2 separate regions of the Homo sapiens genome follow, and region 1 is linked to region 2. Evidence: chromatin loops called from intact Hi-C (ENCODE). Cell type or tissue: Caco-2. All regions are shown on one strand. Links, peaks and the distances in the headings refer to the core of each region. The heading gives the core; the rest is flanking DNA.

Region 1 (16,279 bases), core at 5,970-8,469, 49 kb after region 2:
CTCAGCCATCCTGCTTCCTCTTAGCTACTCAGGCAGTGCTCATGCAAGAAGTGGAACCTGAGCCCCCTTCCTGCCTCCTTTCATACATACAGTGCCTTGGGCTTTGCAGATGCAGGCCACACAACTTTCTACTTTGGGCTTCCAGACAAAATTCATCTCAGATAATTTTCATGTTAACTTCAGAATTAATCAGAACGTTCCATGTTTTATTTCTTAAACTGATTTTTTTAGACAGAGAATTTAGTAAGCTGAACCATTATGAAATTGTACCCCCTTTTTGAAAACTCATTTAACTCAACCTGAAACATTGACTCTCTTAATCTCCCTGGTTAAATTTTTGTATGCATTTATTCCCTTGGTTAAGCTAACAGAGTGAGACTTTCATACTGTCTTTGATTACTGAGTTGTGTCATTTAATTTATATTACCTAGCTCTTTTCTTAGGACAATGTCATCTGCAGAAGTACTCCTTTAGGGCAAGGTTTCTCAACCTCAGCAGTACTGACATTTTTGGTCATAAATTCTTTGTTGTGTTTCTGTGCACTACAGGATATTTAACAACATCCCTGGCTTTCACCCACCAAATGACAGTGCACTTTATGACAACCAAAAGTGTGTCCAGACATTGCCAAATGTTCCCTGGAGGGGGCAAAATTCCCCTGCCCCTCAAGAATCACTGTTCTAGGGTAATGAAAGTTGACTAGCTCACCACAGTAGAAAGTTAATGCCTGCCTTGAAACTGATAGTTGGAGCCAAAATTGCAACCAAAGTGGCTCAGCTCAGCTGCTTTGGTTACCCATTCTTCCCCATGATGCTGTGTAGATTTGGAATAGCCAGTCTCAGAAGAAGGTCTTTTTTTTTTTCTTCCATTTTCTATCAATCAATATATCTACTGAGCATCTACCCTCTCTGGGAAAAGACAGAATGCACTCCAGTGACTCTATTAAAAAAGATTCCGGTGATCTGGGCTCTGTGACAGGCCACAGTAGAGTCTCCTTCCAGAGAGAAACCTCAGAGCAAAAGAACATGTTCTCAACTGAAAAATGTATGCCAACTGATACACGATATCACACGGTAACAGTTTACTAAGAACAAAATCTTTCCTTTTCCCACATATACTGAGAGTTGCTATACTATTTTTATGCTTTATTTCACGTAGCATGTCTTATTAGATACCGGAAGATTTTGGGCTAAATATACATAATTCATATTCATGTCTGATAACATTTACTTGAAAGAAAGTCTTTACACCTTTAAATCCAACAAAGGAAACCAAACAAAACTGTAGTTTCTGGCCTGTCAGGTAGATTTTCTTCTCTCTGGATCAGCCTCCATGCTATCATCTTACACTTTTTAAAGCTGTGAAACAAGTTCACTGCACATGTGTTAAACCTCATAACCGAAACCTCTGCCATCTGTTACCTCCTACATATTTTTACTTTCCTCATTGAGGTACAAGTGGGCTCTGTCTACAGATTAATGAAAATAATTATTGATTCTACAGCTATAAAAAAAAGAAAAAATATCTCGCATTTATTTTTGGTGCAGTCATCTATCTGAAGTCTTTATGGCGATTGATAGCTGAATAAAGTTATAATAAAACTTTCATTGATAAATTTTGATGAATCTGTGGCTTGTCCATTCCCACAAAACCTTGTGGAAAACACTCGGAAGGCAGTGGATGCTACCTGATGGTGTAACGTTAATTATATGACAGCTTCTGTATTTTATCACTCTGAATTTGTACAATAAGCACAAACAGGAATTATGATTAACTTAACAATACATGTCAGGAGAGGACTGTCATCTCTCACCTGTCCTTATAAATATTATCCTTCAATCAAACCTAAGTCAAACTTGGAAGTTTTGTTTATTGCTACAGTAAACTCCCCTTATATTCAATAATATTTCATTAACTTGAGTAAAGTAAATTCAGGTCAGAAGTTGTATTTTTAGAAAAATAAAAGGACTTGTTTTTAAGTGCTACATTACTTTCAGAAATAATTAGTAACAAATATATGTCTTGGCTAACAAAAACATCAATTACAGAGCCCTTTAGATGTCCCATTTTAATAATTATAAATACATTTACAATTTGCATACCAACTGCTTGAATTCCAACAGAATTAGAAAATATGTTCTCTTAAGTACAGAGAAAATGTCCCTGGAAATCTTTCCTGCACATTTCTAATTCCTAACAGGCAAGAATTCTTTGGGGACACCCCTTGGTGTATCCTCGGATGCACCCATTTGGCCTGTCCTATGCTATAATGTCCAAGGTGAGGAAGGGTCATCAAGACATGAGTCGAAACTTACAGTCCCTTTATCCTATCATGCCCACATGTCTTCCTTTTCTCAATTCATCTTCTTGCCTTTCTGAACCAACATTTGCCTTGACAGATAATGGGAATCGTGCCAGGACACTACTTTCTCAGGATGCTTACCAATCAGTACTACATCCTACCTCTCCAACATATTTCTCACACACAGACAAACACACACACACACACATGCACAAAACACATATGTGCATATATATACAAAATATATACACATATAATGAATTATACACATAGACACACACACACACAAACCCCATCTGTGCCTCAGTCCTTGTTAGCCCTCATTACCTTGCCCCTGGGCTATTATAATAATTTCCTTTCTGTGTTTGTTGTCATCATTCTTTCATGATTATAATTCACCCCCACTTTATCACTGTGGTTTAAGCTTCTTAAAATGCTCTTGTGGTCATGTGGAGTATCATGCTCAAAAACCTTCAACAGCTCCCCACTGTCCATGGGATGAAAACTACTTTGAATCAAGGCTCTCTACAGTGCTGCCTGGATTCATGACCATATATTATTTCTACGCATATATCTGGCATTAAATCAAAGCCACTCTAGTCATTGTTCCTGAACACAGCCTGAAAAGTTCTGTATCTTTGATGTGAAACTCCATCATGCTTCTTGTCCTGCTATTTAAATCCTATCCATTCTTGAAAGTCCTGCTAAATCCCCTCTCCTTTGTGAGCTGCTTTCAAATCAACTTAGCTAAAAGGATATTCAACAGTTCAATTTTCATAACATGTATATCACTACTTATTTGGTCTTCTGCACAAGTTGATGGTTAGTACAGATACTTGTTTATGCATCTCACACTCTCATAACCTGACTAGGTCTTTACCATGGCAGGAAAAAATATTCAACATAAAAAGATCATTGAACTTTGTGCCACATTTAGGAAGGAGTGATGTGACCCTAATAATAAAGTGCCTAAAAATAAATCAGAGGATCTAAGAATGCTTAATGGGAAAGGGTCTGAGAGGCTCTCTAGCCCAATTCATTCACTTGACTACTTGTGGATAGGTGAGGGCCCCATGGCCAGTGAGTGACAAAGCTGAGTCTAGCTCTAAGGTATTTTAGTTCCCAGTATCAGGCCTGCCATCCATGAGAGTCATATGTTATTCTTGAAAGTCAATATATTCTGAAGCCATCTTATATCCTGAATTCTTGGAAGTACATTTTCCAATTCTTAGAAACCTTAGGAATAAGGCCCCACATTAGTCCTATTTTTACTTGTTGTATAAACCTATAGTTTTTTTTAAACTGTTTTTAAATGAAGCTTTAACAAAGTTAGCCTTCTAAAGGTCTAAAGTTCCTCTACTGATACACATCAAAGTTATTATTTCATCCTCGGAACATCAGTTAGATCTTTAAATTCACAAATAAGTACTTTATCTGCTAGTGTTGAGTTAAAATCCTATAAATTAAAACCTTGGTAAAATCACTTGCTGTACAGAATGAGCACTTTAGAGACATGTATTAAAATTATTTCCAGGGATTTGAGATAAACAAGGCCTCCAATTTGCCATCCTAATTCTTTACCTTTCCTGGAACTGAATACTCACTTATGTTTCACCTTAAATATACTTTGAAATTTATGTTTATCTAACATATATGGTTCCATAGTAACAAGTCTAAATTTTCAGCAAAGAACAATTCTTTGTCTGAGAAAAGGTGATGCAATTATTACATATGACTGCATGATACAGGCTGTCTGGGGTTATTAAAAGAGTCAGGTATGGCCAATTTACAAGTATCACCCCTGCACCTTGCTTTCAAAGCTCACTGCTGAGTCTTAATGCTCACTGAGGGGCCTCATGGGATCTTTTTACAAACGACTGTTTATTATTATATTATTCCATCATATACCTCATGAGAGGGGGTTGTAACACCCGTTAAGAAAATCATGAACTACTTTGACTTCTGTGATAGAATACTGCTCTATATATGATGTTTAAAATTATGGTTTTTTTTAACATTGATGTGACAAAACGTTCATAAAAATGTGGAGTTAAATGAAAGCAAAATGTTCCTACAAGCTAAATATTATTGCCTACAAAATAAGTGGCTAAAATTTTAAAAATACAAAAATTAAATTAATGCTCAAGTGCATTCAGCAACTGAAATATGAACCAGTGTTGATCATGTATTGCCAGTGACCAGCACAGCACTTTGCAGAGCAGTTACTGGCTGAGCCAGGGTCTTACTTGCAGGCAAGAGAATCCACTGTTTTGAGATTAAGAAGAAAGAGACTTCTATGAGGGTGTTAGATGGTCTGGAGAATGTCTAGAAGTGCCAGGGAACCAATCACAAATCTCCACAGCCAGGAAAAAGCTGGTAAGCAGGAACACCCAGCCACATCACAAGGCTGTTCCAGCAGAGCCCACTGTCTGCTCATCTCAACAGTGATGGTGGTGCCGGAGCAGAACCTCCATGACAGGAGGACCCAGATCCCCCTGTGCTGCTGCCCACCACTCCCCACATCTACCTTCAAGTGCCATGTTGGCTGGTGTCTCTGCTGGACAGAACCTGGGTCAATGCCAACCCAGCTGCAAGGAGTCTGGGACATGCAGTGTTCAGCTTTCTAGCTTTCCTTGTACAGAGGCTCATTGGGTGGGGTGAAAAGTGAGGGAAAGTGAGCCGATAGCCATGGACACAAAAGAAGCATTTCTGGATCATAAGCATACATGGGTAAAACAAATGTATCAATCGGTATGTCTGTCTACAGCACAGGGAGTGGTTATTTCTCCACACGTTGTAAAATTCCACAATGCCTAGTTATGTTTTTTAGTCAAATCATTATGTTCAAAGTAAGAAAATGTATATGGAGAAAGAAAAAAAATCAACACTTTAAGATATCAGAAATAAATGATGGTGTTGCTGTTCTTCTCCTTACCCTTAATATTATTACAAGAGCTCATGCTTACTAAGGGATCATATCCATGATCCAGACTGAATGCATTACATGTTTTTACCTCTTTCAAGTCTTCAAACAACCCTCTGAGGTAGGCACTATTATTATCCTCATTCGATAGATAAGGGAGCCAGAGCACAGCAAACCCAAATGATTTGGCTAATAAGTAACAAAGCCAAGACAGGAAATCAGACAAGCTGACTTGAGGTCCATGCTCTTAACCAATACACTTTATCACACTCTATTACACTAGATCTTAACTTTATGCTGTTATGATCCAAATATGTTACTTCAGGGCAGAACAACAAACACTTCTGCATTGGAGAGAGGCCTCATGCTTTTTTGGTGCATTATAAAACACAATATTATAGATGAAAATGACAAAGACCCACATTTCCCAAAATGTCTATATGCATATTTGCAACAATAATTTTACATTAATGTAGGCTTTGCATTTAAAAGAGAATTTAACTTTGATGTATAACAGACAAATTACATTAAGACATTAAATCTGTAAGTCATTGTTAAAAAATAGCTCACTTATTTTAAGCAAAGAAAACCTTCCAGTCTCTGATACATGTTCTTACAAACATGAAAATAAAATTCCTTTCCTCAACTGTCCTTTTCCATTTCACACATATTGATCTTTCCATCTGTTTTAAATAATCATGAAATTAATAAAAACTGTTTTTAATAAATCCAAATCATAGGTTCTTTCATGTCAAACTATTTTGGGGAATTCTGATGTGAAAAAGCTGCTTAAGTGTTAGGAAAAACTGAGAACAACAAGAAACAGCTTTAGAAGAGAAACTGAAGGATGATGAAGAACTGAGAAGGCAACTGTGGAAAGGTCTTTCCAGGTTGGGGCAGGGTAGTTTAATAAGGAGGATTCTGAAGTGGAGTAGGACCAAGGGCAGAGCCCAGGCAAAATAAAACGGAAGGGAGAAACAACATCAAGGCTGTTGGACCAATACGCTTGCTGTGAATCAATAAAAGAAAACATACCTGGTGGAATAAGCCAAGCCTGTATGTGAATTCTAACAGGCTTTTTAGCCTGTGGCACTGGGCAAAAGTTTTAGATATTTTTTTGAAGTTTCATTATTTATAAAATGGGCCTCAGGGGCCTGGGTACTATGGCTCACACCTGTAATCCCAGCATTTTGGGAGGCCAAGACGGGAGGACTGCTTGAGCCCAGTGAGCTATGATTGTGTCACTGCGCTCCAGCCTGGGCAATGGAGCGATACCCCATCTCTAAAAAAAAAAGCAATAATAAAATAAAATAAAATAAAATAAAATAAAATAAAATAAAATAAAATAAAATAAAATAAAATAGGCCATGGTATTTATTGAATTGAATTGCAGAGAAGATTCAATAGTACAACATCATGCAGTCCCCAGCACAGAGTCCAGCACTGTGAGTGCTGAAGAAATAAATACTCCTAAGCACCATCACCAGCCCACCCTCAGACACAAAGCAGCTGAGCAGAGGGAAGCGTACTGGGAGACTCCTTCACAGGCAGGCCGGGTAGCCCTGAAAGTCACGCCAAATTTTCTTCATAATTTATAGTTATTTTGGAACTGTTTATAATCCTAATTATTTTGTAAACCACTAACATCAATTTTTAAAAAAAATTCATTGTCAAGGAAAAAATAAAGCCATTTCAAACCATGTTTTCGATCACACCAATCAACCACGAACCCATGTTACATATGTACCGGGGGAAATACTACTTGATAAATTCATTGTGTTAGTATTACATAAGTTATTAGGATAACCAAAACTGGTTAAAAATACTAAAAACAGTTGCTTTGGAATGCACTACATTTTTCTGGCTGTTTGGTATATGTATTATTATTTTTTAAGATACAAATGGTCATGTCTGTTTACATAATAAATTTGCTATCATATTAGATGAAACTATAACTTTCCAGGATTGCCAGAGAACACAACTCATGAGACATCTACTTTACAAATTGTTTTTTAAACTAAAAAATGTCTTCAATTACTATGAACATCATTATGTTTGAAAATACTTTTTAGCATCTTATAACTTATTTAATTCAACACTTTATTGGTCACTACTGACATAATTTTGATACCTTCAGATTTAAGAAAGAACTTCATGAAACAACCAAGCCATACAAAGCATAATGTTCAAAGGCCCATGAACCACAAAGCTGCGTCGTGCAGACAAGTGTGCCACCCAGAGGCAAAAGGAAGAAACCCACCTTGGATTTTATTTGTGAGACAAAACTGATAATGTTCAATTTTAAACAATTATTTATGATTATTTATTTAAAAACACAGGACATCTTTCATAAGGTTCTCTCTGCATAAATAAATCCTTTTGCTGCTAGGATACATAAAAGTGTGGCCCTTTGAGAATTCTCACAAAATAGAAAGAAGCCCTGAGATGGTACCAGTCACAGGTACATAGTTTGTTAATTAAAAAATTGAATTTAACTGTATTCTCTACCATAAATGCTTTCTTTTCTTTTTATAATTAATATAACATGTGTTTCCAGAATTACATAAGTTCTGAAACAACCACTATGATCTATTTAGACGTGTGGATCAAAAGTTAAACTAATTACCAGAGACATTTCTTAACTTAAATGAAAAAAAGTTTCTTTCATTAGGTCTTCTGCGTAATTTTCATCTGGCAAAGGAATAAAGTTTACTTAGAGTAATTCTGTTTGGCAGACAGTCAGCGCTTCTAAAATATATAACAATAATTGTTAAGGTTAAAGAAAACAGTCAACTCTATTAAACTCACATAAAAATTCAAGCTTCTAACTAAGCCTAAATAATAGGCTGATTTTAAATAGAGATTTATGATATCCTCATTTCATCTTAGAAGTCTGAATGTTGGGATTACTGTTAGCATTGGACCATCTTTTAAGATTTATGTATTCCACTATGAACTATAAAAGATATTGAGCCTTAACTTAATTAAAAACATAACATGCATTAAGATGTAAAAACAATTTTAAGCACAAAATTTGGAAATTCTTTTGTCTATACTATAAAATTGTATTTCTTGAAAATGATTTATAAAATAATTTTTTTCAGGTTCTCAAATGTTATATAATATACTCTTATTTCATCTCATTTTACTGTTTCATTTCCACATCAACACATCTTAAAATAGAAAGACAATTCTAAACTCATTTATGTGACTTTCTAAAAAATTCATTCTAAGGAACATTGTTTACTGCTAACTTACTTGTTTTTATAAAATGAGAAGGATCTATAGTTGATTATTATTTCCAAGTAAATTTTTTTTCCTGCAAAATATTAGCATAAGGCTTCTTTAAAGTAGGGTATTGTTAAGTAAACCTTCCTCTTTTGTTTCTTTCACTGAAGGAGTTCATTATTATCTGAGAGTTAATTGTCTTTTCTATACCCCATAATCCTCCACATACCCTGAGTTGCATCATTCTGTAAAAGATGCTTCCACTTGCAATGATGCCTGTAAAATATTTGAGCAGGGAGTACAAACAATTCTACTTTGTGTTCCTATTTCTACATTTATCTAGGAAATAAATGAGATTATGGGACTAAGCCAGCCTGCTACATGGATGTCCTCTATACACTGCTAAAATCACAATGAATATGACAGACTACTCACTAGGACAGTATGGTTATTATTTCATATAAGAGTTCAATGATTTTTAAAGCTCAAAGTAAGTATTGGGAAATACATACTGCAAACTATTTAAATTCAAGTACATTCTAAAGCAACAAAAAAAGTTTGCTTATCAGGAGAATAACTTCTTACATGTACCCTGAGGTATCAAAAGGTCTGTGTGTCTGCATCATACCTTCAACGAATACAAAAAATGCAGAAAGGACAGTTACTTGATAGTTAATAAATGATTCAAGTTCATTAATAAGTATTTACAATTTAAAGGGTAAATCTCAAACACTCCCTATACCTCTATATTGGTTAAGAAAACCTAGTAATAAAATGAAATGTCTTAAAATTTATTGAATCTTTTCTATTCCTTTCTTTCCATCCCCAATGCTACCGGCTTAGTTCTTATCATTTTTTTAAAATCTGTATTAAACACTTCCTAATTGTTCTCCATCTACAGGCCAATCTCTGATTCTATCCTACTATCACATTTTCAAATCCATCTTCCAAATGCAGTCCAGAATCTCTGTGAAGCATAAATCAATCACATCACTTGCCTGCTTGATATCCCAAATCAAGTCAAGAATCCATGTGTCCCTATCCGTAATCTCCCTCAACTGGCAGAAGTCTTCCCAAGGGAGGAAGGTCAGGGTCTGGCCACACCCTATCTCCCAAACCTAGGGCCTACAAGGAGGAAGAGGTAGCTAGTGGCTCCTTGGGCCTTTCTGTTCGAACTTGAACCAAACTTAAATTGCATTGGGAGAAATTAAAATAACTCCTTATCAAGAAATGTCTGGACTCATCTTCTATCTTACAGGTAAAGTCTTTCACAAAAACATCCTAACTACTAAAACAACAATTTTCAAACATTTTTAAATGATCAGTACCACTTTCTTCAAACCATATTTAATGCAGAACCCAAACAAAAAGTGGTTATAATAGTATTTTGAGGTTGACAACACAGGCAGAGGTTAGATCATAGAGGCCATAGAATAAAATTAAAATTTGGTTGGCACAATGCAAATGCAAAGTCAGTGGGGAGAAGAAGCAGGGATGTGAAACCTGATTTACATTTTTGAAAGACCATTGTGCTTGCTGTGTGTAAAAGAGTTGAAACTACTGAGAAATTCAACACTTCTGATGTATTTTCATAAATATTACTAATGTCTTTAAAGAGTGATATGCTATTTCCAATTAATGGGCAATCACAATAAAGGAGTCGCAGAATACCTGATCCTCGCTGGTTAATCCCAGGTGCATCACAAGGTAAAAATGCACCAGGAAATCTGAGTTTGGCAGAACGTCCTGGCGTCTGGTCATCATGGCACAGATCAGCCTGTAGGCTTGTAGTTTGCCTTCCTTATATTCATTTGGCAGTGTCGCCGCCTGTCAAGGAGATGATGTTTCCAGATTAAATCAAGCCCAGGTGCAGAGTATTTCAACATTTCATTTACTTCTCAGTTTTCCTTAAGAGTTGTTTATGGACATGTGGGATGCAGTTACTTTAGTAAGACCCAGCCTGTCTTCAAAACATGCAGTCTTGGGCAATTACATTTTTCAAACTCAATTTCAGAAAGGAAGAGGAAATCGCAATAAAGGAATAAACACATATCCACTTGCCTTAAACAGCCATGATGCAAACATTCTGAGTGGTGGGATCAAAACTGGAGGAGATGGAGAAGACTGGTTATCCAGGCTTATTGCTAGATTATCCCGTATCTAATTCACAAAGAGGAGAATTTTAGGGTAGGTAACATTACGTTTATCCCAACAGTATTTCAACAGTCTTCTGTGACCATATAGCTGCTTTCAGTTAATTTCTATAAGTGAAAACCTGTAATATTTACAAGTTTCTCTTTTATTGTGAAATTATCCTTTTGAATTACATGTTTGGCTTACTGTATGTGGTTTTAGATTTATATACAAAACAAAGGCATTGTTTTTCCTTGAACGTTAATGGCTGGGGAGGTCCTGAATTCCAAACGATAAGTAACATTTTAATGAGTTATACTGAACAAACATGAACCATGTTTTTGAAAAAAAAATTTAATACATGTGAATGTCAGAACCCAAACAAAAATCAGAATAAAAATTGTATGTACTACTCAGGAGGCTAAAGCAGGAGAATTGCTTGAACCCAGGAGGCAGAGGGTTGCAGTGAGCCAAGATGGCGCCACTGCACTCCAGCCTGGGCGACAGGGCAAGCAAGACTCCATTTCAAAAAAAAAAAAAAAACTTGTATGTACTCTAAGATTCTACTTTCATAAAAAGAAAGAAGACTATATATTAATATTGGCTATTTCTATGAATACTGATGTTAATTTTCTTCTTTGTATTTTTCTACATTTTTCAAATTGTATACAATACAACCAATATCACTTTTATAAAGAGAGTAACTAGAATGACTTAACATCCTGTATTTAATATCCTATAGCAATATTCTACTTTTGCACTAAATGAAATAACTTTTGCATTTATAAAATAGTCATGTTATATATGATTATTCTTTGATAATCAAATGGACTTTGTCTAAATGTACCATTTGTGTTTCGGAATATGTTCAGTAGTTAACTGAAACACAGTTTTTACATTAAATGATAAGACCATTTTCCTGGATTAGAATAAAAAGTAACATAGCAGAACTTACCTTTGCTAGTTTGTACCAGAGTTCATAGAGATAGCAGAAAACTCTGGCATGGATCTTGGGTGACTGGATGTTATTCACATCTCCGAGGATCCCCAAGACCCTTCGCCATAACACAGCAGCAGAGTCTGGGTGCCAACCAGTGAGGCTCCCCCCGGCGATTATACTACAGTCATCTGTGAGGCACTCGCTGCTATCTATGCAGAAAAACATGTCTGTTAACCCTGTAAACAATCTTGATTTCATCATACCTTTTTTCTTTAAGGCAAATTACCTTAGGTATTCAAAGTAAAATAATTAAGGCAAAAAATGTGAAACAGCTGAGAATTTAAAAGGAGAGAAAAGCAGGATCAAGGAAGAAAGGTCAAATGATTTTGATTCTTCAAACTAAAAGAGCAACAAGCTAAGACATGACATAACAGTTCCTGGAGACCCTGTGATGGGTTTTATAGATCAGGGGAGAGGAAGAGGGAGACCCTTGAGCAGGATGGGTGGGAAACAGTGCCATGGAAATGGGTGGCCAGGGAAGCCTCAATGCTGGAGTAACATCTGCGGTGGTTGTTGTTAGGTCAGGTTCATGGGGGTGAAATGTGCATACAAGAAATTTCCATCCCTTTCAGGTTTAAGGAGTTTTAAGGAATGTATACGTTCATGCAACTGTTGCCATAAACTGCCACCATAATTGAAATATGGAGGATCTCATCACTCCAAAAAGTGCCCCTTCATAATTGGTCCCCTTCCTCTATTCTCAGCCTCTTGCAACTACTGCTTTGTTCTCTGTTCCTATAGTTTTGCCTTTTCCAGAATGTCACATGAATGAAATTCTACAGTTTGTAGCCTGTCTGGTTTCTTTCACTCAGCAAAATGCATTTGAGATTCATCTGTACAGTTGTGGGTATCAGTTGTCTCTTCTTATTACTGATTAATATTCTATTTTACAGATGTGTCATAGTTTATCCATTCACCTGTAGATATTTAGATTTGTTCCTGTTTTTTGGCAATTATGAATACAGTTGCTATAAACATTCATGTACAAGCTTTTGTGTTAACATGTTTACATTTCTCTTAAGTAAATATCTAGGAGTGAGATTCCTGGGTCCGGTCATAAGTGTATGCTTAATAAACATTAAACTGAAGAAAGAAACTGTCAAACTGTTGTCCAAAGTGCTGTTACGGTTTGCACTCCTGCAAGCAAAGTATGAGAGAGTTCCACTTGTTCTACATCCTTGCTAGAACTTGATACTGTTGGTTTTTAAAATTTTAACCATTCTTATAGGCATGCAGCAGTATCTCACTGAGGTTTTCATTTGCAGTTCTCCAGTGACTAAAGATTTTAAGCATGCAGTGATATGTGACTCGAACTTGAAGACAATGTGCAAATGGGCTGTGCAGCTCTGTGGGGAAGAGTCAGTTAGGGAGAAGAGCTAGAGCAAAGGCTGTGAGATAGGAGTGTGCTAACAAGTTCAAGGCATAGAATGTCTTTGTAATATATATTTAATTATGAAATATGAAACTGTGCATTGAAACAAATAGTTAATGAAGAATTTAATGATTTACATGTATATCTAATTTTACCGATTAAGTTATAGAATTTTGTTCTTTGGATACCTGTTGCTTTAGTATGAGTAAAGGCTAGAAGACTGATTTGAGTACGTCTCCAGCTTCCTAAAATAAGCCTTTGAATTTTTAGAGTAAACAGAAAAGCAGCCAAAGACACACAGGCACCACTTAAAGAATGATGTATTATAACAAAAAAATTTATTTCATAGTATGTATGTAATAATCAACAGAGGCAAGCATTTTAACTGCACATTGTATTTTCTCACTCTTCATCCTTTTGACTTCATTGCAGCATTTAACGCTTCTTCTCAGGCCCTTTTTAGACAATTCTATCTCTATTTGCTTCCATGACCAAGCACATTCCTCTAATCTCTCGCAGCTCAGTTTTTAAATTCTGGATTCCACATCTCCAACCTGCAGCCTTTGCACAAAGTTCAGTCTCTGTTCTCATGTGTCATAGCCTCAGCCCCCATGTGTTCTATCCCTCTTCTCCACTGGCATGGTGCTTGAGTAGGCCACCAAAGACTTCCATGTTGTTTAATGTAGTGCTCAATGTCCAGTCCTCAGCAGCATTTGATTCAGGTAATCATGTCTCCTTTCTGAAATGCTTCAACCATTTGACCCCCAGGTATGACTCTCACCTGGTCTTCTTTTGCTGGTGCTTCTTCATCTCACAGACTGTGGACACTGAAGAGCCCTGGAGCTTTTGTCTTCTCTATCTATACTCATGCCCCTCTTAATCTCATACAGATTTACTGCCAGACATATTTGAATGCCATCCATATACTCACAGCTCTACATGCCCATTTCTGGCCTAGATTTCTTTCCTCAAGTTTAAACTCATTTCTCCAACAACATATTTGACAGCTCTACATGCTCAGGACTGAACTGAAGCAGAAACCATAAGCAGGCATGGTCTTTGGTCAGTTTCACTGTGTTCCTGAAGAACCTCAGATATATGTATGTTGAGTTTGTTTTTTTTTTTTTTCCTGGAATTCAAAAGACTCTCTTCCTGCTCAAAGAGTATGAAAACTCTCCTTTAATCCCTCTGTTTTCAAGACAGCATCTCTGCACTCAGACGTGTTGGTGACTCCAAGCCAGAACCCGCCTAATTTACTTTCACCATTTTCTAGGGTGAAAAAGCAGTGGCCAGTGGCAACAGAGCTCTAACTAGTTCTTAAACAGACTTACAGTCTTCCTGTTTTTAGCCCCATCATCACCTCCTACTTTTGTAGCTACCTGGTATGGGAAATTTTCTAACCCTTTTAGAGAACCCGCATTAATTTAAGTCAGGTTGTTTCTTGGCTTCCCCTATTACTGACACAGGATTTAATATTCTCAGGTCTGCCAATTAATTTACCACAGGCCACCTGTTCTGCAACTTCAAGAAGTTGGTTGCTACTGTCTTTCTCCTGCCATCTTTGTCCTTGTGGATTTATGTCTTATTTAATATAAATCCTTTCAATGTGGCTTAAGTACGGTTTGGAGAATAAGTGGGGCTATTTGTGTTTGTTCACTCTACTGTCTTTAATAATATGCATTATTATAATTTATGTCTTTGTTACTCATTTCTCTTGCTTATTTTTAAAAGCCACTTATTTTATAATTTTTGTTGTTGGCTTTAATGCATTTATATTTGGTAATTTTTTCCTGAATTAGTCTTTTTAAAATAAAATTTATTTTTTAAGAACAATTTTGGATTTATAAAAAATTGTGACAATAATATAGTTTCCATATACTCCGTATCTAATTTCTCCACTATTAACATCTTATATTCGAATGGAATATTTATTACAACAAACCAATACTAAAAGATTATTATAAAGTCTACACTTCATTGAGATTTCCTTAGTTTTTAGGTAATTCTTTTTTCTGTTCCAGGATCTCATCCAGGATATCACATAACAAATAGCTGTCATGTCTCCATAGCCTCCTTTTGACTGTGAGTTTTCTTAAAACTTTGTTTTTGATGACCTTCATGGTTTTTAAGGAGTACTGGCTTTATAGATTGTTCCTCAATTGGAATCTATTGGATATCTTTCTCATAGGCTTTTCTTTTGCATTCCTGGAATGAACTTCTCTTAGCCCTGATGTATGATATTTTTCCAACATTCTTCAATCTCATTTATTATTGCTTTATTTAGAATTTTTTGCTTATATGTTTATAAGTGAGATGGTCTCTAATTATGTTTTTTTCATACTGACCTTGTGTGGTTTGTTTCAAGGTAACATAAGGTAGATAACAGAAGTGAGTTTCTCTTTCTACGGAATGGGATGAAAAAGGTAAAGTTTCTCTTTTACATGAAGGTTTAGTAAAGCTAGAAATTATCCTTTATTTTTATAGATCTATTTGAATAGCATACTGTATTATTTTAAAAATTTATATTGGTTTCGTAGTTGTTCCCTTTTCACCTCCAACATTTTTTCTTGATCAGTCTTGCCTGTTTGTCTATTTTTATTAGTGTTTTCAAAGAACAATTTTTAGTTGTCTTCTAACTATTATTTGCTTTCTAGTACATGCATGTATGCTCTCAGCTTTATTAGTTCCTTTTTTATTAACATGTATGTTATTCTGTTATTCTTTTCCTAATTTTTGAATAGAACACATTGTGTTAATTTATTAACATAATTATTCCCAAAGTTCTCTTCTTCACCCCATACAAATAAAGCCGGACTGATTTCTAGGCAATTATCAGTCCCCACTGAGTGTCATCTCGAGTGTATATGTTGTTGGCATTTTTAAGGCCTAATCAAAGAAACTGAAGCACAATCTCTGGATCTGAGGAACTCAAGTAGAGGAATGACAAGGGCAACAAAAGGCAAGAAAAAAATGAAACTGAAAAGGAGGGCAGGTCCAAAAATGGCTGCTCACTATAATAAGCTATGCTTATTAAATTAGTGATGGAAAGATCCCAAGACACACATAAAAAAAGATGTAATAATGATGGCACATGGTGTCTTGGAAAGGCCTTCCCAAACACAGAAGCACTGTTCCTTCTTAGAGGAAAACACACCTGTAGTTCCCACAAGAGTATCATATACTCAACTCAGGAGACACATCAAAATGTGCAAATATCATCCAAACTGGAATTCCTACACACTGTGCCTGAAAGGCAGAGTGCAAAAAACCTAATTATGGGCCTTCTGGGTTCTCTGACTTTTATAAAACCTCGGAAGAAAG
Region 2 (16,279 bases), core at 5,826-8,325:
GAGACCATGCCACAGCACTCCAGCCCGGGCAACAGAGCAAGACTCTGTCTCAAAAAACAAAAAACAAACAACAACAACAACCCCCCCTACACACACACACACATACACACACACACACACACACACACACACAAATGTTTGATATCCTTTAAAATATCCAACATGTTTGGAATTCAATCTGCACACCAGTACAGCATAATTTCATTTCTAGCTTTAATTTAGTAGCAGAAAATAAGCTGCAAATGTTAAAATAAAGAAAAATCTCCCTTCTCCTCTCTTCCCCAATCTTTTCTTCTTCCCCAACCACAAACTGATAAAAAGAACAAGTACATGAAAATAATGATAAAATAACTGGAGGTCTAGCTTGGATTGTTACCTTCTGTCCCAAGAATTCATTCCCAAGTCATCAAGCAATAACCTGCAGAAATAAAAGGGTCCTCGGGGCTCCACTGGGGAGGGCTGCCCTTGGCTGGTGACTTTCATTGCAGAATCGAAGTTATGACTCTGGATATACTCATCCTCTTGAGCATTTTGGCGCAAAATGACCTCAATGATTTCCTTCTCTTGGTCATAGTTCATGCCACATGGGGTTAGGGAAGGTTCATTTAGATTTAGCTGTGACGGTAAAAGGCATTCAGGACTTGTATGGCCAATGTTTTCAAGTAATTTGTCAAGAACATCATCCCCCTCCTCAACTTGAGAAGAGTCTTTCTGAGGTCCAAATGTGTCACGATGCCAGCTCGAAATCAGAAATGAAGGATTTCTTCCATTGGGTGCTAAGCAGCCTTCCAAAGGTCCATATAAAACCTTACCATCCCAAGAGTACTTCCCTGAGATATCCCTCACAATTACTCTCACATCAGAGAGAGAGCCCACTGGTGATCCCCCTACCGGTCCTTCTGTGGGTGTCTGAAGGTAGGAGATGAGGGTGCTATCATTAAATACAAACAGCTGCAGGTTTGGACTTCTGAACACCTCAAAGGACAGCTCGGAGCCTTCCACATGGGCATTGTCATGGTTCTCGCTGACAAGGCTGTGCAGTATGGCAGGGCCCCCACTGAGGGGGTAGTGCCCCAGGTGGTTCACCAGGTGGGCCATCACCATTCGAGCAGTCAAAGGGATCAACTCCAAACTTCTTCTCTTCTTCTCTGTAAACAGCGGTAAAGAAACATAAAGAGTCAGTGGTGAATGAAGATTAAAACTCAACACCTTTTTTTTGGGTGGGGGGCAGGGGGCAGTTCCAATATGGTAGATTACAGGCTTTTAGTGTGCCTCAGCCACTTGGAAATAGCAAGATAGTGCAAAAAGATCAACTCTCTGAGCTTTAATTCAGGAAGGAAAATGGGAATCCACTGGAATCGTGAAGGATGTTCCAGATCTCAGGGAGGACAATGCAGGCAAACAGCCCTTGTGATGGCATCCAGCTGGTAAGAGTGAGTGAAGCCCCAGTACCCGAGACAGAAACAGTCTCTCTCTGTAATTTACCCTTCCACTGGGGATCCAAGCAACCCAGGCCAAGGCAGAGAATGATGTTTCTCTCAAGCCCCAGAGCTATCTTGGGGAGAGACTTGGAGGTGCTGAGAGGAAAAGACACCAGAAAAAGCTGCAGGCAATTCCTAGATCTGGGACTGAGAGACAGGAGCACTTGCTCTGGAGTGGGGCAGGGACTTCCACAGCCAGAACTGTGGAAAGCGCACCAGCAGGAGGCACTGGAATTGCACTCTTCTCAACTGCAGGCTTGGGGTGGGAGGAGAGAGCTGCTACAGCTAAAGTTTCTCCTGGGCAATGAGACTTGCAGCCAGGGCCAGCTTGGCAACACAGAATCAGTCTGCATGTGTCATTGCTGAGTGCACCAGGCTGCTCCCCTGAGATCATGGTGCAGCAGGGCCCTCTCTGTTCCATTCCCAGGCAGGACTCCAGGCAGTAAGTGGAAATCCTTTCCTAGACTGGCAGCCTGAGCTGCCCCAACCTTCCTGTGCACACATCATGGTATAGTAGGGCCCTCTCCACTCCATGCTTAGGCAGATCTCCAGGCATTCAGAACACCTGCTTGCCTGGATGAGCAGCCTGAGCCATGCTACCCTTCCTGGACATAGATTGTGGTGCAACAGGGCCCTTTCCGCTCCGCACCCAAGCAGATCTCCAGGAATTCAAAGCACCTGCTCACCCGGACTGGTAGTCTGAGCTGCTTCACCCTTTATGTAGAGATCCTGCAGCAGGGAGCCCCTCTCTGCTTCATGCTTAGGCAGGTCTCCAGGCACTGAGAGCTCCTGCTTGCCTAGTTCAGCAGCCTGAGTCTCTCCATCCCTCCTCTGCCGAGATCCTGGTGCAGGGGAACCCTCTCCACTCCACATCCAGATGGATCTCCAGGTATTCGGCACACTTCCTCACCCAGATTGGTGGCCTGAGCTGCCCCACCCTTCCTGTAGAGATTATGGTACAGTGGAGCCCATTCCACTCCATGCCCCAGCAGATCTCCAAGAATTCAGAGCACCCACTCATCTGAATCAGCAGACTGAGCTAACTTGCCCTTCCTGTGCAGAGACCATGGTGAAGTGGGGTCCTCTCCACCCCATGCCCAGGCATATCTCCAGGTAGCTGCAGTGCCTGCTGATCTGGGTTACCAGCCTGAGCCACCCCACCTTTCTTGTGCAGAGACTGTAGTATAGCAGAGCCTTTTGCACTCCAAGCCCAGGCAGACTTATAGGTACCTGGAGCACCCAAACCCGCTCTCCTGATCAGGAGTTTAGGTGCCCCTCTGCCTGTGCAGAGAACCAGGAGCCAAGGAGATTTCCCAGCTCCATGTCTAGGCACACCACTGGGCACCTGATCGCTGCCCACTGGATTCTCCCTCAGCACTGCTACTTGTGCCCAACACCAGGGGAGCTGTAAATGAGCCTGTCCAGTCTGGCTCAACCCATTTTGCCCCCTGCCCACCCAGGGCTAAGCAGTGAGCTCAGACCACTGTGCATTCCATGGACCACTCCATTGCCTGAGGCAATAGAGAGCTTCTGCTGGTAAACAAGGATCAAGTATATACCTAGCCACCTTGCCCACAGCCAGCTTTTACCCATAAACACCATCTACTGGCTTGTAGGTCAAATCGCACAGCCCCATATAAAACCTGCCGACAGAAGTGCATAGGGCTATAGAAGCAAATCCAGAAGATGGCAGATTGGAGGCAGTGTTAGCATGCGTCTCCCACTGGGAAGGACAGAATAGTGTGTAGAGATTCACACTGTGAACTTTTTTCCAAGGAGCAATACAGGAACTCAACAGGAAAACTGCAAGAATCCACAGATCCTTTGAAAGAAGCAGAAAGCTGAAGTCTACTCCATGAGACAGGTAAAAAACTATAAATCCTCAGAGTGTCAGTCGGGGGAGACTACCTTCAGAATACACATCCCTATGAGGGAATCTGAAAATCCAGGTCATGGGAGAAGGCCTTAACCCTACCCAGAGCTGGAACTGCTTAAGGGAGTGATGAGAAACATAAAAGTAGAAGCAGCAGCAGGAAATGCCTTGCAGGCATTCTCAGTCTCCAGCATGAACCGAGGGAAGCCATACCTGAATATATCTCACAGGGGACCTTGGGGAAGCCAGTCAACTAGCTCAGAAAGGGGTTGCAGGGTGAAAGATGCTCCTAACTGAATTTCGTGATATAATCTCGAGCAGGGATAAACTCCTTTGACCAGAACCAATGGGAGTGGGGCGGGGGGGGCAGGGAAGTGCACTGCAGACACATCTGCCTCATGGGCAGACAGGAGGGGCACTACCCGAAAGCCAGGTGGGAAAGCTTATGGCCTGCGGCAGATCTGGGTTCTGCGTGCAGACTGCCTGGATCTAAACCTGGTGCTGCTAGTAGAACACTGAGGGAGTGAGACCGGCCTTGCCAACTGCATGGGAGCTGGGCAAGGCTTACTGCTGCCTGCTACTCTCCACTCCCATTGTGAACTCTTCTGTGCAGCAGAGGCAGTTATACTATCTCTGGAACATTACCCTGAAAACCACCCCCTGACCCTCAAAGGAGCCATGGCTGGCCCCACTCAAGGAGAGTCAGAGCACAGACCTGCTCAACCCTATCCCCACCTGTTGGTATGTATCCCTGCACCCACCCTGGTAGCTTAACACAAAGGACATAAACTTGTGGGAGCTTTACAGCCCTGCTCATTGCCTCAGAACCAGATTACTTCCCCTAGGCAATTTAGGGCAAGCTCAAATCCCACAGCTAGTACTGCAGCTGGTGCTCTCTTGCAAGCACCACCTCATGGCTGCAAGCTAGCTGATGCAGCCCACTACAGCATCTACAGATGGAATAACACTGCCCAGGAAGGAGAAAATGGCTGAATGACCTCAGCTATCACCACTGCCTATAATACTCTAGCCACCAGAGGTCCTGAGCCTGTCGAAGTTAAAGTTAACTACAATTAAAACCAGCATTCAAGAAAGCCAGCACACTAAGCATATCTATAACCAAGCAATCTCACAGAGTCTACATCACTCCCCTGCCACCTCCATCAGAGCTGGTGCTGGTACCCACTGCTGGGAGACTTGAAGAAAGGTCACATCACCGGATCACCTGCAGACATTTCCCAGCAGCAACCTGGAGTGTGGCAGCCCCACTGGGTGGCTAGACCCAGAAGAGCAATAGCAGTCACGGTAGTCTGGCTATCAAGAACTCCTATTCCTAGGGAAAGTGGGAGAGCACCACATCAAGGGAACACCCCATGGGACAAAAGAATTTGGACAGCAGGTCTTGAGTCCCACATCTTTCTGCCGGTTGGAAGTCTCCTGCAGCAGACACAATTGCAGTGCTGGGTGCAACAGGGAAAGTCTGCACCTCTACCCCAACAGGCAGGCAGCCTGCATGCTTGTGAAGGGTCGTGGAGAAGGGGTCCTTGTTCTCCACCTTGTCCACCACCATAGACACAACTGGAACTTCTCCCATGCGAATTCAGCATGAATGTACCTACAGATAGCCCTCCTGGAACAATTCACGGTGGCTGCATCCTCACAGAAGCACTCTCCAAGTTTAGGCTTGCACAAGAGGCAGAGTCACAATTCCTTTCTATATGGAACATCAACATCCCTCATCCCTACAGATGAAAAGAGGTGCCTGTCTGATGTGAATAGCTGAAACATTAGGACAGGAGTGAGGCTGGGAGGTGGGTAACTTTCTTGCTGGCCTGACAGGGGAGGTGGATTAGTTCCCAATCTTCACCCTGATAAAACTCAGTGCATCTAACTGAGAGATCCCCTAGCCACATTAATCAAAGCTGGGGCCTCAGCCCACCATTGTGTATTGTATCTAACCACCTGCTTTAGCTGCAACTGGTTTCTATCTAGGGATACTTCCCCTACTGGCCTGAAGCCTGGATCATCAAGAGAGTAAATAAAATACTGGGGAAAAATTAAACAAATAAAAAAGTGCCTAACACGGGGAAATGAGATAAGCTTCAAGAGATCCTTGCCATTCCAATTCCACAGGAGACAATGAAATTGCCCACACCCCGAGTACAAAACTACTACAATCAGCATCTGAGAAAGTCAGCATACAAAGACTCTCTATAACCAAGAAACTCATGTAGAGTCTTCACCCCTAAAAGCAGCAAAATCAAATTAGGCTATAATAAACTATAAACATTAAAGCCACATCTTGAAGAGGGGGAAAAAAGAAATTAAAAAAAAAAAAAGTCAAATCAAGAATAAATTCAAGAACAATTTGAAGAAACAGTCTACACAAATGAGAAGGAACCAGAAAATACAGGTAATATGATAAAACAAGGTTGAAAAGATCACACTAGCTTCCTAGCAATGGATCCAAACCAAGATGAAATCTTTGAAATACCAGATAAAGCATTCAGAAGGTTGATTATTAAGCTACTCAACGAGATCCCAGAGAAAGGTGAAAACCAACATAAATAATTTTTTTCCCCCCGAGATGGAGTCTTGCTCTGTCACCAGGCTGGAGTGCAGTGGTGCGATCGTGGCTCATTGCAACCTCCGTCTCCCGGGTTCAAGTGATTCTCCTGCCTCAGCCTCCTGAGTAGCTGGGACTACAGGCACCTGCCACCATGCCCAGCTAATTTTTTGTATTTTTAGTAGAGATAAGGTTTCACCATGTTAGCCAGGATGGTCTGGATCTCCTGACCTCGTGATCCACCTGCCTTGGCCTCCCAAAGTGCTGGGATTACAGGCGTCGGCCACCACGCCCGGCCACCCTGACCAGAGATAGTTTTGTTATGGATGATGAAGCATTACACTGAGTGAAAAAAAATACCCTCAAATTTGAGCTCTTTCTTGCTTAACCTAAAATACCCACGCTATCACCTTTATTTTTCCTTTTCACTTTCTATATGATGTATCCGCTTGGCAAGGACGTGCACACCAATATGTTTTTAAGCATCTTGCCTATTTGCTTAGTTAATATGTCAGTGAATTTTAAAAACTCCTTTGTCAGAGAAGTTTAAGCAATTATTTTTAGTACTTTAGAACTATCTTGGGAATGTTTCCCAAAGAGTATTGTACACTGAAAGAAAAATGGTGCCAGAATTTAAATGTATATTTTTAGGTTTTTCCTTTTTCAATAACCTATTTATCTTCTGCTATTTTTAAGTGACAACTCATAATAAATGGTGAACCTATTTTAGGGATAGCCATGTTTTGGGGATATACTCATGTGGATGAGTATAAATTGATGACTTTAGGAAAAAACAAGTTAATTTTATTATAAGACATATGAACTTACAGTAGGGAACAACGAAATAGATTAAGAGTTGTTTCAATTACTTAATAAAAATAATTTATCATTGTGGGGGAAAAAGTAAAGCAGACATTGCAGTTGACAGTGGAGCTCCAGAAATAAACAATTAAATGATTAAATAAATGGAGAACAAATCAAGAAAACAACATGAAAATGAACCATGTACCATCCACCACCAACACAACTCAAAACAAGAGTGTTAAGTCTACTCCACGTCAAAACTTTCAGAGTAAATAATGCATTTTAGGAACTTGGTCATTAAATCTTAGGTTCAAATTCCACCTCCCTTACTTCTGACTTGTACACACCCCTGGGAATATCCCTTAACCTCAGTTTGCTCATCTACAAAATGCAGCTAAAATCAGGACTGCTAGATTTTAAGCCCTTGCTCATGACTGTCACCCCCAGTCCTGTCTTTTTCATCCTCATCTCACCTTCCCCTTCATGTCAGCTTGAACCTTGCTCCAGACTCTGTAGTGCTGCAAGCATACCCCTGGACCTTTGTCCTCCCTCACCCAGCCACTGCCTGCTGTGTCCTTCCTCCTTCCACTAAGGGCCTCACAAAAGGAGTCTGACTCAGGGATCTGACTGTCACTGCACAGGTCACCTGCTCATGTTATCTGGCTGGACCCACCACTCTGGTGAAAGTGCTCTGGCAAAACCTACCACCAAACACCTAGTTGGGAAATATAACAGCTCCTGTTTCATTCTCACCTTCCCTAAGCTTTCTGAAGCAACTAGCACTGCTGACCTTTCTCAACTTCTTATTTGCTTTCTTCCTTGACTTGCTAGAAATGACTCTTTCTTGGTCCTCTTTCCACTTCCCTGACTTTGCTTTCCTGGTGACATTCCCTCACTCTGCTGTCCTTAAGGATGTTTCTGCCCACAAGGTTCTAGTCTTGGGCCTAGGTTTTTAACTTGTGAAGTCCATACAATTTTCATGGATGATCTAACACTTCACACCTACATCTCTTTAATTTTTTTTTTTTTAAGATAGAGTCTCACTCTGTCGCTCAAGCTAGAGTGCAGTGGCGCTGATCACAGCAGCCTTGACCTCACAGACTCAAGTGGTCCTGTGCTCAAGTGATCTGCTCGCCTTGGCCTCCCAAAGTGACGGGATTACAGGTGGGAGCCATGATGCTTGGCCTTCTTCTAATTTTTAGTGTTGAGACAACTGAAGATTCACATGCAGTTGTAAGCAGTAATACAGAGAGACCTCAAATACCTTTCATCTCAGGGTAACATCTTGCATACCTATAGGACAATATCACAGTCAGGAAGTTGACATTGATAATAATCCATCTATATTACTCAGTGTTCACCAGTTTTACATGCATGCATTTGTGTGTGTGTGTGTGTTTGGTTCTATGCAATTTTATCATATGTATAGACAGTATACCCACATTCTACTCCCATTCCAAGGCCCAAAGCTGGGCTCTTATCATTCTGGGGAGAGGGGTGCTTAAGTAAGAAATACAGCAGGCTCTAAGTCCTGACAATCCCTATATGCTCTGAAATGGACTCTCTGCTATGAGCAGAGCAAATCTAAAACTGTAGCAAGTAAATTTCCATCTCTTTTTATGATGCTCTCCTAACTTGGAACAATCTATGAGCTCCTTTCAACACCTGCCCACCCTGCTAAGTCTGGCTTAAGTCCTTCTTCATGGAAAGCCCTCATGGTGCTACCAGTCCACAGTGAGTCCTTCTGGACTTCACTGTGTGTTTTCCATTAGATGTAAAGCTCCTTGAGGATAGAAAATGAGCCTTTTTTGTGAGTTCCATGGATTTGAGACATACCTGTCTTCAATAATACAAAAACCATTTGAACTACTAAAATGGGAAAACAGAGGAGAAAAAAAGAAGAAACAAGGAAGGCAGAATTTGCCATCACAGAGGACTCCAGGAACTAGGATTTCAACTTCAACAACTAGATTAAAAAAAAATAGAGCAAGCATGGCTAAAGGCTAAATCCTTCCTTTTCCTTCCCACAAGATTTCATACCTGAAAGAATACTCACCCTCTTCAACAGTCAGCAGGTTACCCAATTCTGCTGATGAATGATACTGGACTGGCTCAGAGCTCTTCACATTTGCCAGTGGCAGGAAGGGGTCATAATCCGTGGATGACAAGTCAGCCAGGGTCAGTATGTAGTGACTCTGTTGGGTGTACGTGCTTGAGCCACACACACAGCAGTGCAAAACCTGTGAAAACAGAGGCCATGTGCACCACGGATGCTACTCACCGCGTGTCCCCTGACAATCTGTCAAACTACTGCAGCACTTGGCAGCTAGGACTCCTGCTTGGTCCTAGCTGGAAATGGAATGACCACTCTTAAATATCTTCTTGCTATTAGCAAATTTATTTTGCTCCTTTCATATCAATGCCAAGAAATATGTTCTCAAGGCAAAAGGAAAGTAAAAGTTAAAAAGTACTTATTCACATTCTGTGTGATTGCACATACCTAAGTCCCCCTCCTGTCCACCAAAGGCGGCACAGGTAGAAGGAACTAATCTGGGGATGAAGGGTAGTGGTGGGACAGGCCAATCACGGTGGAGGGTGGAATGAGCACAACAAGCAGAGACCATTAGTGCACGTCATAACCAGTAATGAGTTTAAATTAGTATAACTCATGACGCCATAAATTGTAAGGGCTAACTTAATACAATTTTTAAATTATTCTTATTTTCACAAGATTAGTTCCTGAAAGTTCACTGGTTGTTTACAAATTGCAGTTGATTGAAGATCTATCTACTCATTTGAGCCTTTGTACACATACAAGCCATGCAAACACAAATCATCTTGAATATGCCAAAATGCATAAATGAGGTAATAATTGTAACAGATTTCCCTTTTTAATCATAAATTCAAGATCATCAACTCCAAACACTGATTTTTATAAGAATCAAGGTAATACTTGAGAAAATAAGAAAACACCATTGGGTTAAATATATTTATGTAAAGTAAATTCACTTTTAGATGACTAGCTTTGGTTTGCTGACATGGCAAGAGGCCTTGTGGTCAGGTACCCTTTGTAAATAAGTACCAAGAATTACAGTTGTCAGGGCAACCACTTGACTATGTCCTCTTCCTAGCAAAAAATGCAGTATAGGAAAATCCTTATGGCAGCTCTCTTATTAATTTAAAAATTAAGCTGCAATCACTGAGAGAATTAATTTCTAGTAGCCAAAATGCAATAAATGTAGGAAATGCACATTAAAACCACACGTTATGTGTAAACTAGCACAACTACTTTGGAAAATTATTTGGTGTTCACCAATAAGGCAGAATACATGTATTCCAGCAACTTCACTCCTAGGTATACACCCAACAGAAATGCATACGTATATGTACAAAAAAAAAAAAAAAACCTTGAATATTCACATTTTATTGGTCCAAAACTCTAAACTATCCAAATGTCTATGAACGGTAAAATGTATAAATACATTGTGGTTTATTCTATGTAATACTATATATCACCAAGAGTGAAAAATCTGCAAATATTCACAACGGTTTGAATAAATCACTCAAAAATAATGTTGAGCAAAAGATGTCAGACAAAAGAGGATATACTGTATGACTCTTGTATAGAGTTCAAAACAGGCAAAACTACTCTGCTCTGTTACACAGGATAGCGGCTATCCCTGGACATGGGTATGGGACCAGTGGCTATGGGGAGGCACAGAGAAGGCTTCCAGGATGCCAGGAATGTTCTGTTTCCTGATCTGGACTCTGATTTTACAAGCATGCTCACTTGGTAAAAATTCACCAGGCTTTCACTTACAGACTGATGCAGTTTTCTGGAAGCATATTATACTTCAATAAAAAGTTTACTTTTAAAATACAAAACAAACAGTTATTTAGTAAATTTATGAATTTTTACTATGAGGTGACTTTTACAGTGGTAAAGCAATTTTAAGAGAAATCTTTAAGAAAAGAAAGAACTCAGAAAAGAGATTTACAAAAGTGATTGTGGCTAATGCCGTTGGCCCAAACCAAGCTCTGTACAGGTTTATAAACCACAAAAACAACAGAAGTATCTAATGAATCCTAATATAGTTATTAAAATCTTTGACTACTGAAGAAACCATTTAAGAATACACAAATACTTTTTAGTAGAATTTCAACCACAATTAGGTGTTTTTTTTTTAAAGTAATACTTTTAAAAATAAGGCAACAAAGTAATCAGTCTGTGACTTGGACTCTTTTTTATTATTAAAGGTTTCTTACTAAAAGAATAAACCACAGAATTTTCCCTCCATAGCAGTAATTATTCAGTGGACATGCAAATGCTAAACAAACAACCAAGGTTTGAGAGACACTGTTAAGACAAATTACAGAAGGATATTATAAGCAATCCAGAGCAAATGCCACACCTAGTCATCAGTGTGTATGTGTGTAGAGGGAAGGGATGGGGGGTTAACTAAGAATATTTTAAATGTTATAAAAATGATGACGCTAATTACTTTGATGTGACATAGTTCCTTAATTTATTTCTTAAGATTTTTTTGAGGCAAAACGATTATTAAGACCATTAAACCTTTTTCTTCCTTTGATAAACAGATTTTGTCAAACTAATGCTGTATACAAATAGATAAAAGAAATAAGACCTGGTGTTCTATAGATTAGTAGGGTGGCTGTAGTTAACATTAATCAACTGTAGATTTCAAAATAGCTAGAAGAGAATAATTCCAGTGTCCCTAGCATAAAGAAAAGATAAACATTTAAGACAGACAACCCAATTACCCTGATTTGATTACGTGAATGTATTAAATTATCAAATGTACCCTGAAAATATGTACATCTAATATGTATCAACAAAAATAAATTAATCTTTTAAAAAGAAGCTACTTGCCCTAGGGAAAAAATTAATGTAGATATCCCTATAATATGAACAGTTCTTTAAGTAGACATAGAACATGTTCCATGAAAATTGAAGAATTCTGACAAAACTGCAGTTGTTTAAAGATTAAAGATGATAGTCATGTAAAATGCATGCATCTTTAACTTGGTAACTAACCACTGCTTCTTTACATCTGTTCTGCTTTCAGTCCTTAAGTTATTTACTTTTTTGGGGGGGGATGGAGTCTCGCTCTGTTGCCCAGGTTGGAGTGCAGTGGCGAGATCTCGGCTCACTGCAAACTCTGCCTCCCAGGTTCACGCCATTCTCCTGCCTCAGCCTCCGGGGTAGCTGGGCCTACAGGCACCCGCCACCACGCCCGGCTAATTTTTTGTACTTTTAGTAGAGATGGGGTTTCACCATGTTAGCCAGGATGGTCTCAATCTCCTGACCTTGTGATCTGCCCGCCTCGGCCTCCCAAAGTGCTGGGATTACAGGAGTGAGCTACCGTGCCCAGCCAAGTTATTTACTTTTTAAGAAAACGTTTAAGCCACCATAAATCCTTTTCAAAAGGGCAATGACAAATAAGTACATGCATAAGACATATTTTGGTGGTTCTCTGTCATATAAACCCACACTCCATTCCCCCAGGCCCAGGTGTAGACTCACCCTGTAGATATAATCCAGCAAGGGGGCTCTGGCCGAATGCTGCTCCTCTAGGACTGCTGTGGACACGGGGTGGAGAAGGACACTCACGGGCAATGCCATGCACCAGTCCAAGAGGCAGAGTAGCAAGGACACAATAAACTGGAAGAAGAACATGCCCGGTAGCTTATGCTGCAGTCTCTTAAACCTCACTACATGTAATAATAAGAGAATTATCCCTACACCCAGTATTCAGTGGACATGCAGGTGCTAGATAAGTAGGTAAGTAAATAAATAAATAAATAAGTAGCATTTTCACAAAAAAGACTGTTAAGGCCAATAGAGAAGGATATTACAAAGGATATCACTAGTTGTAACATTATTTATCATTTTACCTTACATTAAAATAAAAAAACTATAGGAAAAACTTAGTTAATGTGCCACCTACCTTCTTGTCTGTTTCCACTGAGGAGTACTCTGCACTTGGTAAAAGAAAAGCAACTGTGGCCACGAGGATCTGCATAAAAGATAAATCCCCAATCAAACAGACCATATTTGTAAGCCTTTGTAAGCCTATGTTAGGAGTCCCACGATGGCCTTGCAACTAAACCCAGCTTGGTGCCAACTCACCACAGAAAGGTGATAAAAAGCAGAGGGCCAGCTGTGTGGTGATCTTGAAAATTAGGGAAAGACAATGGGGCCACATCCAGTTTCCACTCTACTTTTCTGGTTGAAAAATTAGGAGGGAAGGCAGAGAAAAGAGTATTTCTCTCTGCAGTCACATAATTCTGAACATTGGTTTCCACAGTTTTCATAGTGAAGTAAAAAAATACTTCTAAAAATAATTATGAAAATGCTCCCATTTTAGTTTTATTGTAAATTACCCTACATCTCCACCTGCTATCCTGGTGTAAACAGCACCCCTTTTATTCTCAAAAGCAGTCCCATTTAGATGATAAATTACATCATCACCCCAAAACCCTACTTTCCATTTCAGAGCACTTTATGTTCCCATGTCCAAACTCCATTTCACTCTAGGTCACTTAAGGTCAAAAATCACTTGTGCCTTTTAACGTGTCTCTGAGAGAACAAAGTGTTCTTTCCAGTGAAATCTGTCTAGGGCTGAGAGAAAATAAATGAATATCACTTCTCTCTCCTTGTAATACCTCATGGGGACAAATGAAGTTTCCTCGAAGAGTTACCACTGGATGTATAAGAACAGGGCATGTTTTTAAAGTGCAGCTACAAAAATCAGTAGAAGTGCCTTATCCCATGGACACCTACGGGAGTGAAGCTGCCTGCTTGTGTACAGGCAAAGCACACTTGGATGCAAGTGGCCTTCAGGATATGACTGTGGAGAAGATTCTTCCTATTCCTTCCGCCCCTCTTTCCTACCAGTTACCCCCACAAAGGTTATCGTGGTAGCAATCTCATTACAGCCGGTAATCATGCTAGGGCAGAAAGTGTGGTCCAGGGCTTTAGTCTGGGAGAGACTTCTGTTTTACACAACAGCTGCCCCCCTCCACCCCTCACGGAGGGCATCATAACCAGCTGCCTACTCCTTGTTGGCACCATCCAAATTGCTCTTGATGAATGAAGCCCAATCTACAAAAGGTCTCTTTGTTGTGGTCGTGCCTGCCTTTCAAACTCCCCAAGTATAAGCCTCTGTCTGGAATACTGCTGGCTTCTTTACATAGTGCCTGAAATCACAGCTGAGAAGAACCAGTCTAACTTAATCTTAAAACGAGTGACTTGTGGCAATTTAATAGTTGGTTCTCTAACAATTATTTGAATATCTATAATTAATTAAATATCAAATACAGTAAAAAGGAAATGCTTATGTTTTAGTATTACAGAAAAAAAGACTTACTTCTGCCATTTTCCGAGGCAGAGAGGTTTCAAACATCTGAAGCTTCTCCCAGTAGGAAACCAGCAACTGAAGGACATCGCAAGCTACCTGGGCCACGATTTTGTTGGGAAACTATAAAAGGAAACCGAATCCCAAAGCAGACACATAACTTAACAGGTGTATCGTTCTTAAGGACAAAATAGTTATTTCTTCTCAGTTCCTTATAGATTACATTTATCTGTTTTGCCTCAAATTGATGAAAAATATGTCCTATTACCACAGAGTTTAGACATCGTCACATCACCATTTTAAAACTGTCTCTTCTCTAGCCTCACTGTGTTAATTTACATAACGTTCTACAGGAACAAGGAGCTTTCATTTACTCATTTGGAAATTAAAACCATAATTCAAATTTCTTATTCAGCTCACATAAATCATATTTTTGACAACTAGAGAAAATTAAAATGTACCCCCATACACTGAACCTTTTACAAGGATTTTACTCATTCTCTCACTGATAAATCTTCACTGACAGCTCTGCAAGGTAGATGTTATTTTCATTTTACACATGGAGAAACAGGGATTGATCAAATGGCTTTCTATCCTATGAAATAAAACTTGACCTACATGTATAACATACTAAGAATGTGTAAAATTAGAGTGTAGGAGAAGATAACTAATGAATTATGGTATACTCAATTATTTTGAGTATGTTTCCTGAGGCTGGCGTGCATCTCAAGTCACCAACAAGGGCTGGATGCTTCCATTGATTGCGAGGCAGCATGTCTAAGGGCAGCACCTTCAAGGTCTTACTTTTTCATGCTGGGAGAGCACAGAAGGGACAAGGGCACCCTCTGCTTCCCTCCCTGGCCAGAACATGGGGCTACACCATTATCCATATCTCATTATCTATAGCAGGAAAGGTTCGTCGCTGACCCTAGTCTAGGGACACCTCACTCTAAGCCACATGAAGCAGACCATCATCAACTTTTAGTGCCCCAGTGACAAATGTACAGAATAAGGAAGAAGATAAGGGAAAGGTTTTTAATTCTACAGAATAAACAGTTACTGACTACCCCTACCTGAGAGGCACTAGCTAAACCCAGGGTTGTAGTCGTTGCACTCAGGGGCTCTTCACAGCCTTCTCTGGCCACAGAGACCTCACATCCCAGATGACCCAATTTCCACTGACCTTGTTCCATCTCTCAAACACTCTGGCTTGCTTCTGCCCCATGGCCTTTGCACCTGCTCCTTCCCAACTTTGCTTGGAACACTTAATCCCCAGGTCTGCATGTGGCTTGCATTGTTATACCTTTCAAATTGTGGCACAAAATGTCATCTCCTCCCTGAGGCCACCACACCGCCCTCCCCCCACACCCCCAAGAGCTGGGTGGTGGCCCACCCCCTCAGCTCTTCAGCTTCATCCTATTCCCCTATTAGATCTCCTTCACAGCATTACAGGCTATCAGCGCTGACCTTTTTGTTTGTTATTTTCCTGCATATATTGTTCACCACTGTATCTTTAATGCCTAGCATGGCCCCCTTAAGGATGTGCGTGGTGTGCCTAAGGTGAAGATGAAACTCTGAGAGAGTGGGAGAACATGAGTGGGCACTGTGTGTGTTGCTGATGCACCACAGTGGCAGAGTCACCAGGTGGAAAGATAAGGCTGGCAAAGCTCTGAACTCAAGAAGCTGGAAACAGACAAGGGAAAATTACGAGAGCCCACAGACAAGACACAAAAGCTATGGGCAGACAGGAGTGGGACATGAGGCTTGGGGGAAAACAGGCAGAGAGAAGGCATCGTGGAGGGAGAGGAGAGCTAAGCTGTGCCTGGAGAATGCAGGGGGGATGTGGGGTCTCCTTCCAGGTATGGGTGGCAAGGCCCAGGCACCAAGGTAGGAAAGGTCGGTCGGATACAGGGGGCTGCAGGCAGGGTGGTGTTACTGACATGTAATGAAGGAGGTGGGGAATGGTGGAGATGAAATAAGCCATTCATTTGCTCTCTCACTTCTCCAGCATATAGTCATAGAACACCAACAGAGTGCCATGCTGAGCGCTCCAGCCTGTGGGCTGCACAGGTCAGCCTGTGCATGGACAGATCCCTCTGACGGTGGTATGAACAGTAATCTGTGGGGGCCAGTCTAGGACTGGTGACTCTGATCAGGAGGCTGAGTATTGGCAGGG

The links. Hi-C counts contacts between places; a loop is a spot of excess contacts. Peaks named below come from ENCODE experiments on the same cell type or tissue, not always from the same donor. Only the 100,000 strongest peaks of a DNase experiment are listed, where the experiment ranks them.
Region 1: it touches region 2 in a loop (3-fold over the local background); 5 of 110 quality-filtered maps call a loop at or near these places.

The regions. Positions count from the first base shown.
Region 1 is chr20:20,561,334-20,577,612 of GRCh38, forward strand. RALGAPA2 (Ral GTPase activating protein catalytic subunit alpha 2) reads right to left here. Exons shown (of 40, transcript NM_020343.4): 21 at 11,542-11,735; 22 at 10,515-10,613; 23 at 10,125-10,280. Among named protein-coding and RNA genes, the nearest start is that of RALGAPA2, 140 kb to the right of the region's middle. In Caco-2, for the core only: a CTCF peak has its summit at 7,468 (motif pointing left); no DNase peak of the experiment used is centred there.
Region 2 is chr20:20,512,137-20,528,415 of GRCh38, forward strand. It overlaps RALGAPA2 (Ral GTPase activating protein catalytic subunit alpha 2), which reads right to left. Exons shown (of 40, transcript NM_020343.4): 28 at 14,116-14,226; 29 at 12,694-12,762; 30 at 12,270-12,407; 31 at 8,781-8,964; 32 at 377-1,148. Among named protein-coding and RNA genes, the nearest start is that of INSM1, 150 kb to the left of the region's middle. In Caco-2, for the core only: no CTCF peak of the experiment used is centred there; a DNase peak (open chromatin) is centred at 7,335.